Linked DNA regions of Mus musculus: region 1 is linked to region 2. Evidence: chromatin loops called from intact Hi-C (ENCODE). Cell type or tissue: gastrocnemius. All regions are shown on one strand. Each heading gives the region's core, and the rest is flanking DNA. Links, peaks and the distances in the headings are about the cores only.

What was found. Peaks named below come from ENCODE experiments on the same cell type or tissue, not always from the same donor. Only the 100,000 strongest peaks of a DNase experiment are listed, where the experiment ranks them.
Region 1: a loop joins it to region 2, with 5 times the contacts of the local background. A loop is called at or near these places in 1 of 42 quality-filtered maps.

What each region holds. Positions count from the first base shown.
Region 1 is chr13:52,733,194-52,737,579 of GRCm38, reverse strand. The region is part of intron 1 of BB123696 (expressed sequence BB123696); the gene reads left to right. Among named protein-coding and RNA genes, the nearest start is that of BB123696, 22 kb to the left of the region's middle. In gastrocnemius, for the core only: no CTCF peak of the experiment used is centred there; DNase peaks (open chromatin) are centred at 1,326 and 1,929; H3K4me3 peaks cover 213 bases; H3K27ac peaks cover 2,518 bases.
Region 2 is chr13:52,878,493-52,882,878 of GRCm38, reverse strand. All of the region lies in intron 6 of Auh (AU RNA binding protein/enoyl-coenzyme A hydratase), which reads left to right. Among named protein-coding and RNA genes, the nearest start is that of Auh, 49 kb to the left of the region's middle. In gastrocnemius, for the core only: no CTCF peak of the experiment used is centred there; a DNase peak (open chromatin) is centred at 2,334; H3K4me3 peaks cover 1,824 bases; H3K27ac peaks cover 4,000 bases.

The DNA of each region.
Region 1 (4,386 bases), core at 136-4,135, 150 kb after region 2:
TCTCACGGAATGAATGCCTCTCGGGCCAGCACTTTTCTTTATCACAGAGCATGGGACAGTCCATCCAGGGGTGTTTCAGTGTCACCTTCCCCTTTTCCGGGAACCTCTTCCCAACCAGAAGCCATGTGCAGACTGTGTTCAAGCTGTATTCCTGGTTGAACGGCACAGAATTTCTTGTCATTGAGGGTTAAGCTCAAGCTCACTGTCCTGCCCAGGTCCCCATGGCCTTCTTAGTCCTGTAGTTTGAATCTATCCTCCATCGGATGGTAGCCTTTATTACCACTGGATGTATGCAATTCCCAGGCACTAAGATAACCCATCCAGTGTGTGCTGAATAGAAATCTATCATATGAGTAACGAATGGGAAATGTTGATTTATGCGGAGTCTAACTCAGTCCCACCTGCTGCTTCCTCTCCTGTTACCTTTGGGTTTTTTTTTTCTCTCAGGTGCCCTCTGTGATTAAGGGTCCGTTTCTTTCCTTTTTAAAGAGTTATTTTATTTTTAATTATTTATGTGCATATATGTATATATCTGTGGGTGGGTCTATGTGCACATGAGTGGGCAGTGCCTGCAGAGGCCAGAATAGGATGTCAGATACTGTGGGGTTGGAGTTACAGGCATTATAAACCATCCATTGTGGATCCTAAGAGCTGGCCTCAGGTCCTCTGCAAGCGCAGCAAGTGCTCGCAATGGCTGCTCTTTGCGCGTATATTACTATCGACTACACTACTATTCCCTTAGCTGCTCATAGGAGTTGGAGATCATCAGTGATTTGTAGCTGCTGAGGCATTCATAGGCTCCTACCCAGGCTTCTCAGCATCTCCCTAGGAATGTCTCACCCCAGAGTGTTCAGAGACAGGGATGCTGTGACTCAGGAAACTCCGGGACGGTGAAGGAAGAGCCTTGTAGTTGCAGGGGCTCCTCAGACTAATGGTGGACTCTCTGGAGCTTGTCACTGTGACTGAGACATGGAGAGTGCTTTGGTCAACCCATTGGCCACTTCTGAAAACACTGAGATCCACCCTACCTCCACTCCTCAGGCTTTTTCCTGGAACAGGCCCTGATCATTTAGAAAATGTCCTGTTTGTCTGTAAGCCAACACCCTCCCTCAGCACACCATGTTCCTGGACAACCAAGGTCTGGCAGGGTTTTCAAACTCCTGGGGACGTGCAGTCCGAGTTCTCTGAGCCGTTTTATGGCATGTCTCGGAACCCACGCCTAAGATCCTCGTGAGCCAGCATGAGAAGGCTTTTGGACGTCCATCCGCGTGGTTAGTGGCACTCCTCTGTTTATCCACCTTCAACCTTGGTAGGGAGCTGCAACCTGAGATCATTGTTGGGGGAAAGAAAGGGAGAAGGGTTATGCTGGCACCGAGCCCACTCAGTGATTTCACCCAGCAGGCCTCTTGCTCAACACGGTCTGCCTGAAGCTAGTCTTTGCTTATCCCCACCGCTGCTCCCAAGGCTTTGGAAAACACTCTTCGCTTTTCTGTACTGCGTGAAAGAGCATCTCTCAGCGTTCCACTGCCGTCCCTTGCTCGCACCCCTCCCTCTCCCACCCCCCATGGTCTGTTCATCATTCATCTGGAGCCGTCTCTCTGGTTCTCACCACTCCCTCTTCTGTGGGCATGTCGGTTGTTTTAAACAAAAAAAGAGAAGTGATCGCACAGTGTGCCTTTCTCGCTCAATATTTTATTGGGGGAAAAATTCCCCAACTGCTACTAAAGATCTTCAATATATCACTCCTCTTGGTTGTAAAGTATTTATTACAGTATTCTATCGTGGGCCATAATTTGCTTCACTAGCTCCTATTTTCTGACATTTAGGGTGTTGTAAAAATTATACCATCACAGTAATGCTACAGTGAACCTCATTTGATGTGAATCTTGGCACATCACCAAGATCATCTTGGCACGGGCTGATCAACACCCTCACTGGGTATAGAAGAGGATAAGAAGCAAGCCTTGTCCTGTTAAGCCACTGAAGCCAGGGGCTGTTTGGTACCAGCTGTGTCTCATGGTTGGCTAACAACGAGCCTGAAGAAGCTCCAACTTGGGAATCTACATACCAGCATTTCGGGGAGACCCAGGCTTGCTCTGCACCCACTCTTCTGTGCATTTCAGTATCACAGCCCCATTGGTCCAGGCCATGTGGCCCTGCCTGCCTGAAGACTGAATTAGTCCATGTGTCTATGGAACAGAGGCGAGCAAGCAGGTTGGTGGTGTCAATGTCCCTGGTGGATGAGGGTTTGGCTTTCGCTCATGATGCACGCCACAGAATTTTGGTAACATCTTGAAGAGTTTATAACTTGTAAATAGCTCTGCCCCACTGAGAAGCCTCAAACATCATTATCCTTACTGTTGACCTAAGGTCAATGTTGTTTCCTTGATGTTTGCTTGAACTGAACCTTAATTTGATTTGAAATTTTATATTGTTTGCTATCGTTGAGAGTAAGAATTTTTTCAGATGTGTTATTCATTTGATGTTTGTGTTATCTGTGGATATGTGTGCACCTGTGCCCAGTATCCTTCCTCAGGAGCCATCTTTTTTGTTGGTTTGGGACACAGTCTCTCACTGAGACCTGGAGCTCACTACATGGGCTGTGCTGGCTGGCCAGAGTGTCTCTGTCATCCCAGGGCTGGGATGACAAACTTACATTGCCACGTGGGTTCAGGGGATGGAGCGCAGGGTCCCATGGTTATGTGGCAAGCACTTTACAGGTTGATCTCTCTCTCCAGCCCCTTGCTTGTATCTTTTCAAAGTGATGCTGAACAGAATGGCGACCACAGAGCCATTTCCTAGTTTGGGAATGCCCAGGACATTTTCACAGACACTCTGGCACCCATGGTCAGGGAAGGTGAATGCCTCAGGAGAGCTCAATGGGGAATAGAGGGTACAGGGCACTCTCACATGGACGGGTATGGAATTCAGCACCTCCTCATGCCTGTGGCCTGCAGCGCTCATGCTGAAGACCTGAGAAGCAGCTCTCTCAGAGGGGGTGGCTCCTGTGGAAAAGCTCCATGGAGGGAGAGCAGACAGGTCTTAAGGCTGACTGGGAGCTAGAGGTGGCTCAACCGGTAAGTGTGCTTTCCCTTCCAGCATGAGGCTCTGAGTTCAAGTCCTTGGCATGCATGTCAGAGCCAGGTTTAACTCCAGAGCTGTGAAGGGTGGAAACAGGAGGATCTCTGGGGCTGGCTGACTGACCCTAGCTCCCTGTTTACTTGAAGACAATATTGTAGCGAATGATGAGGTAGGACACCTGGTCACTTTGGATCTCTGTGTACAGGCACAGGTTTGAGCTCTCTCTCTCTCTCTCTCTCTCTCTCTCTCTCTCTCTCTCTCTCTCACACACACACACACACACACACACACACACATACACACACACACACACACACACACACGATCAAAAGAATTAATGTTAGTACATATGGAATACGACAGCAAGAAATGCTGCCACAAGTCTTTATTTTTTTCACAGAGTTGCTAATCACAAGGTGATTTTTCTGACTGACTTTCTGGTTGTGAGGAAGTGTAAAATGCTCTCAGGGTGCCAGAGGTAAAGACACCAACTGTGCTCCTGTGTGCGTTCTACGCCCGTGGAGCCAACCATTGTGGGTAGGGAACGTTTGGTCAAGTCTGTGCCTCGATTATGTGCAGATCTTTCCCCTGTCACTTTGCCTAGGTGGCACGATTTATAAGCCATCCGTGTACTTACCTTCATTATGTGTGTGACAGAGAATGGAGGCATGGTGACAAGGCGTGCATAGTCTGCAACACTAAGCATTTTACAGACGACATTGGAGCATCTGTGGATTCTCAGGGGAGGGAGATACCGAAACCCAAGGCTATCAAAAGTAGACCTATCAAATACACATTAGAATGCAGCATGCGAGCACTGGGGCTGCTGGGATACAGCTGGGCCAGTTGTCTTAGTTAGGGCTTCTGTTGCTCTGATAAAGGCTCAAAAAAACCATTTTAGGGGGAAAGGGTTTATTTGGCTTACGTACTCTCAGTCACTGTCTACTGAAGGAAGGTAAGGCAAGAACCCGGAGGCAGAACCGAAGCAGAGACCGTGGAGGAACACTGCTCACTGACTTGGTCCCTACGGCTTGCTCAGCCTGCTTTCTTTCTTTTTTTCTTTTTTTTTTCTTCTTTTATGTTTTTCAAGACAGGGTTTCTCTGTGTAGCCCTGGCTGTTCTGGAACTCACTCTGTAGACCAGGCTGACCTCGAACTCAGAAATCTGCCTGCCTCTGCCTCCCGAGTGCTGGGATTAAAGGCGTGCTCAGCCTGCTTTCTTATTGAACCCAGGACCACCTGCCTGAGGGTATCACTGTCTGCAGTGAGCTGGGGCCTCCCACATTAATCATTAACCCAGGAAATG
Region 2 (4,386 bases), core at 82-4,081:
GCACTACTAGATAAGATAGGGTATTTTTTGTTTTGTTTGTTTTTAATTCTGTTTCTACATATTGGTGATTTATTTATTTATTTGCTATTCTTGAGAGAAGTTCTGAGATGCCTGCTTTATGAAGCTGTTCTGTTAACTATTAAACCTACCTACTTTTACTTTTTTCTTAGTTCCCAGTGGCTAAAAGGTTTCCCTGGTCTCTACATCCCCTGTCCACCAGGGATGGTCTCCCAGGAGGACCTGGCTAGAATATCAACCTTGTCTGCTTTTCTCATTTTCCAGACAAGAGCTAAAAGAGAGTGAAGGGACAGTCCATCTGTGGGGGGCGGGGGGTCTGTGGGAGGGGTCAATGCCCCATTTCCCTTGTCAACGCTTTGGAGGCTGTGTCTCGTAGTGGGGAGACGCCATCCCCCCTCCGTTCCCGCAGACCCACGCTTCCGTATTAACCAGCACTTGGAGGTTTGTCCAGGTGACACAGAGCTTCCCCGTGTGGATTTCGGTACCTTGGGTGGAGCCAAGAGACTTAGTTTCCGCCCTCGCTGCGGTTTCTTCAGGCTTGTCCTTCAGTGTGACCTCAGCAGCATTTGGGACATGGCCTGTCACACTACCATTTGGTTCTCTTTGAGTTTGAGGCTGAACCTGAATAGCAGTGCGATTACTTCTGACACATTTGATAAATGAATAAAAAGCTCAACTGTAAAATGTTTTTGAGAGACCACAATATTCCTAATGACCCACTCCTATCATGTAATTTATTTTAGAGTTCTCAAGTGTAGTTTATTAGAATATCGTTTAGTGTTAAAATTACCATTGTAAGTACATAGTTCAATGGACGGTACAAAGGAATGTGGATGTATGCTAATATAAGTTGACCCTCTACCTGACTACTGTCTGGTTGACTCTGATGCAGTCCAGGTACACTGTCAGGTACCCACCCGAGCCCTTCCTGACGTTGGAAAGGGGGTGAGCTGCCTGTCTCTGTTCCCCTGAGAGATCAGGCTCTCTCTCCTTCCTTCCAGCCTGCAGGTGACAGGATACCTGCACGGCTGACTACTGACACTTTCCTACAGCATGAACAACACTCCCAGATGTTCTTGTGCTGCCATCTTCCTAACAAATGCCCTTTCTGGTCCAGGATCTGGTCCAGAATTCTCACTTGCACAGTTGTGTTTGGAGGAGCAGGGTCTTTCCTTTCTTGATGACCTTGGCAGTGCCCGACAGTCACCGTATAGGATCTCTAGTTGAGTGTGCATCATGTTTACCCTTGAGGAAGTTGAGATTGGGCAGCTTTGGTTAGAACATCTGCACGGAGATGCCGGGCGAATTCCTAAGGCATCTGGATGTCTGATTATTGACGACGGTACATTTTTTTTTTTTTTTGTCCTTTAACAGGGTCTTAGTCAGGGTTTGTATTGCTGTGATAAAAACTGTGTCCAAAAGCAACCTGGGAGGAAGGGGTCCCACCTTGAAGTTTTTAAGTCTGTTGTAGGGAAGCCAGGAGGCAGGAACTGGAGCACAGACCTCAGAAGGATGCTGCTTACCTGGCTTGCTCTCATGGCTTGCATGGCTTGCTTCCCTGTAGCTCTAAGGACCACCTGCCCCATTCACCCTGGACTGGGTCCTCTCATGGCAATGAAGAAAATGAGTCAGTCAAGAAACTGTCCACAGGCTAATCTGCTGTGGGCATTTTCTCCATTGAGGTTCTCTCTTCCCAAATGACTTTATCTTGTTTTTGTTTGTTTGTTTTGTTTGCTTGCTTTTTTTTTTCTTGAGACAGGGTTTCTCTGTGTAGACCTGGCTGTCCTGAAACTTGCCCTGTAGACCAGACTGGCCTCCAACTCAGAGATCCGCCTGCCTCTGTGTCCTGAGTGCTGTGAATAATGTGTGTGCCCTCACTGCCTGGCGCTTCTGTGAAGTTGATGCAAAACTTGCCTTGTCTGTGGTGAAATTGCCACTTTACCTCAAATCTGCACATATTTATGTCCTGTAATGTGGGTGCTTTGACGTCTGCATACATGTGTGACTAAGTTATCATGTGGGTGCTTTGACGTCTGTATACATGTGGTGTGATTGAATAAAGCCTCCTTAACATTTCCATCACTTCAGCCCCCCCCTTTGTTCTCTCCCCTCCTCCCCATGACGCCACTGAGGCCTGCTCCCTTGCCAGCTTTTAAAGGCTCCATGTCTTATTAATAGCCTTATCACCAGTGCCAGAGACCTACAAAAGGTCTCTAGTATTTCGCTGGCCCAGAGCTTACTGTGTAGCCTGTGCTAGCCTCAGACTCCCTGCCTTCCCAGTGCTGGGGCCGCAGGGTGAGCTGCCACAGCGGGCTGTTCACACACTGGCTTCAGTTAGCATTCCTGCATGCTTCAGCTGGGGTTGAAAAGTCTGGCTGCAGGCCCTGAAAGGAGATGTGTCGCATTTAATGCTCCATCCATCCTGTGACAGTGTTTGGCTAGCTTGGGTTGTTAATCTGGTTAAAGTGGCAACTAACTTGGCATCCTCTTTGCAGACTGACAGGTGAGGCTATATGGTAGAACTCAGAGTGAGAAAAGGAGCCACCCCCCCCCCCCACCGCCTGCTCCCCCCCAGTTCTGTTCTTTCCACTGTTCAGGATGAGCGCTGTGGCCTCTGGGTACGTGTACTTGGCACATTCTCCAGGAGCTCCGTGCTAAGGCATGTCTCTGAGGTAATGACTGACATTTAAATCCTGTCAGTGTGTTTTGTCGCTAACACAGCCCAGAGTTGGGAAGCTCCGTTTATATCCTTTGTTGCAGCTCTCTTAGAATTTACATCAGAATCCGAGCCTCAGCCCTGAGTCACCGCTACCCTGGGAGGGTGAGCTGGGTTCTCAGAAATAGCAAGAGGTCCGCCTGTGCCCAAGCCAGCGGGTAAGGTCATCCAGGAAGGAGAGCCCTGTCGCAGCAGAGTGAGACCTGAGAGGCTTAGCAACGCAGAGTGGGCAGACAGCCTTGCAGGTCTGTGCTAGTGGGATGGATGCATGGAGGTGCTTCTCTGAGTATTCTAGCAGAGAGCTTTCTGTACGAATCCTGAAATGCCCTCCAGGGTCACTTCCTCAGTTCAGTCTGTCCTGGGGCTGGGAGTGTGTGTGTGTGTGTGTGTGTGTGTGTGTGTGTGTGTGTGTGTGTGTTGGGGGGAGCTGTCCCCTGACCTCCTTGCTGCGCTCAGGGCTGCTGTGGAGGAAGCACCTCTGTAGGACTCTCTTCTTGCCTTGGAGTGCCCCTTCTGAGATCAGGTAGGAGAGAGTCCACATGCGCCCACACGTCTAACTACCAAACTTGCAACCAACCAGAGACAAAGGAATCTAGGACTGGCAGTCAGTTCTGAGTGTAGCACAAACAGTGTAGGCCGCACGCACGAGGCTTCCTGAGGAAAGTCAGTCGGTTCCAGTTGGCAAGGCCTGCTGCTCTCTGGTCTCCCTCCGCCTCATCCTACTCCTGTTCTGAGTCAGGGGCATATTTATTCAACTCACTAACATAGCTCTCAGGTCCTGCCTGTGATCTTGTAGGAGGTGGCTATAGCTGTGAAGGAACAAGCTACAGAGTCGCCACAGAACTTCTTTCGCAGCCCAGGAGCAGAGCAGGGGCCTGTCCCTCAAAGTAGAAAATACTGTAGAAAAAATAAGGGACAGGGTCTGAGGGGGATGGGGCTTTGCAACCAGGAGGCCAGAGTCCCTCACTAAACAAGGTCCCATAGGCTTAAGGCTTAAAAGACCAGGGAAGACTGTGTAGCCGCAGACAGCACCCAGGCCCAAGGGTGGAGGTGGGAGAGTGCTTGCAGCCACAGCAGGATGCACTAGAGGGAGGATACATTGTGCAGGGATTGCTCACAGCACAGTGACTTCGGTCTTTATCCCAGTGAGAAGGAGACCCCGGGGAAGGCAGGTCAGCAGTTTAATAGGTTTCTCATCAGTGCACTGAAGACACACAGCAGTTAGCCGAGTCTAGAAGCAGGAAGCCAGCGCCTGTGGCATGGTTGGCTGTGGCATGGCCTGGACAGGGCTGCATTCAGATCCGGGGTGTGTTTAAAGACGAGTCTAGAAAAATCTCCTAGCAGGTTGGCTGGGAACATAATCAGGAGAGATACGTGGGGTTTTGGAAAGAGCAACTGCCTTCTCCTGAGACGTGGAACTGCAGTCAAGAGTCCTGTCTTGGATATTATTTGGATATTTGGTTAAAAACGGTTACTGAATATCTAGATGATCTCTTAAATAAATGCGGAGAAGAGGGGCATGGTCTGGGCTGGGGCTAAAACTATGGGACTCGTTGTTTTCCCCACTAACAACCTGCTCTAAAGAGAAGTCCTGAGCCCAGAAAGCCACACCCTCCATCCCCAGGGCTGGGATAAGTGGGAACTACTCTGGT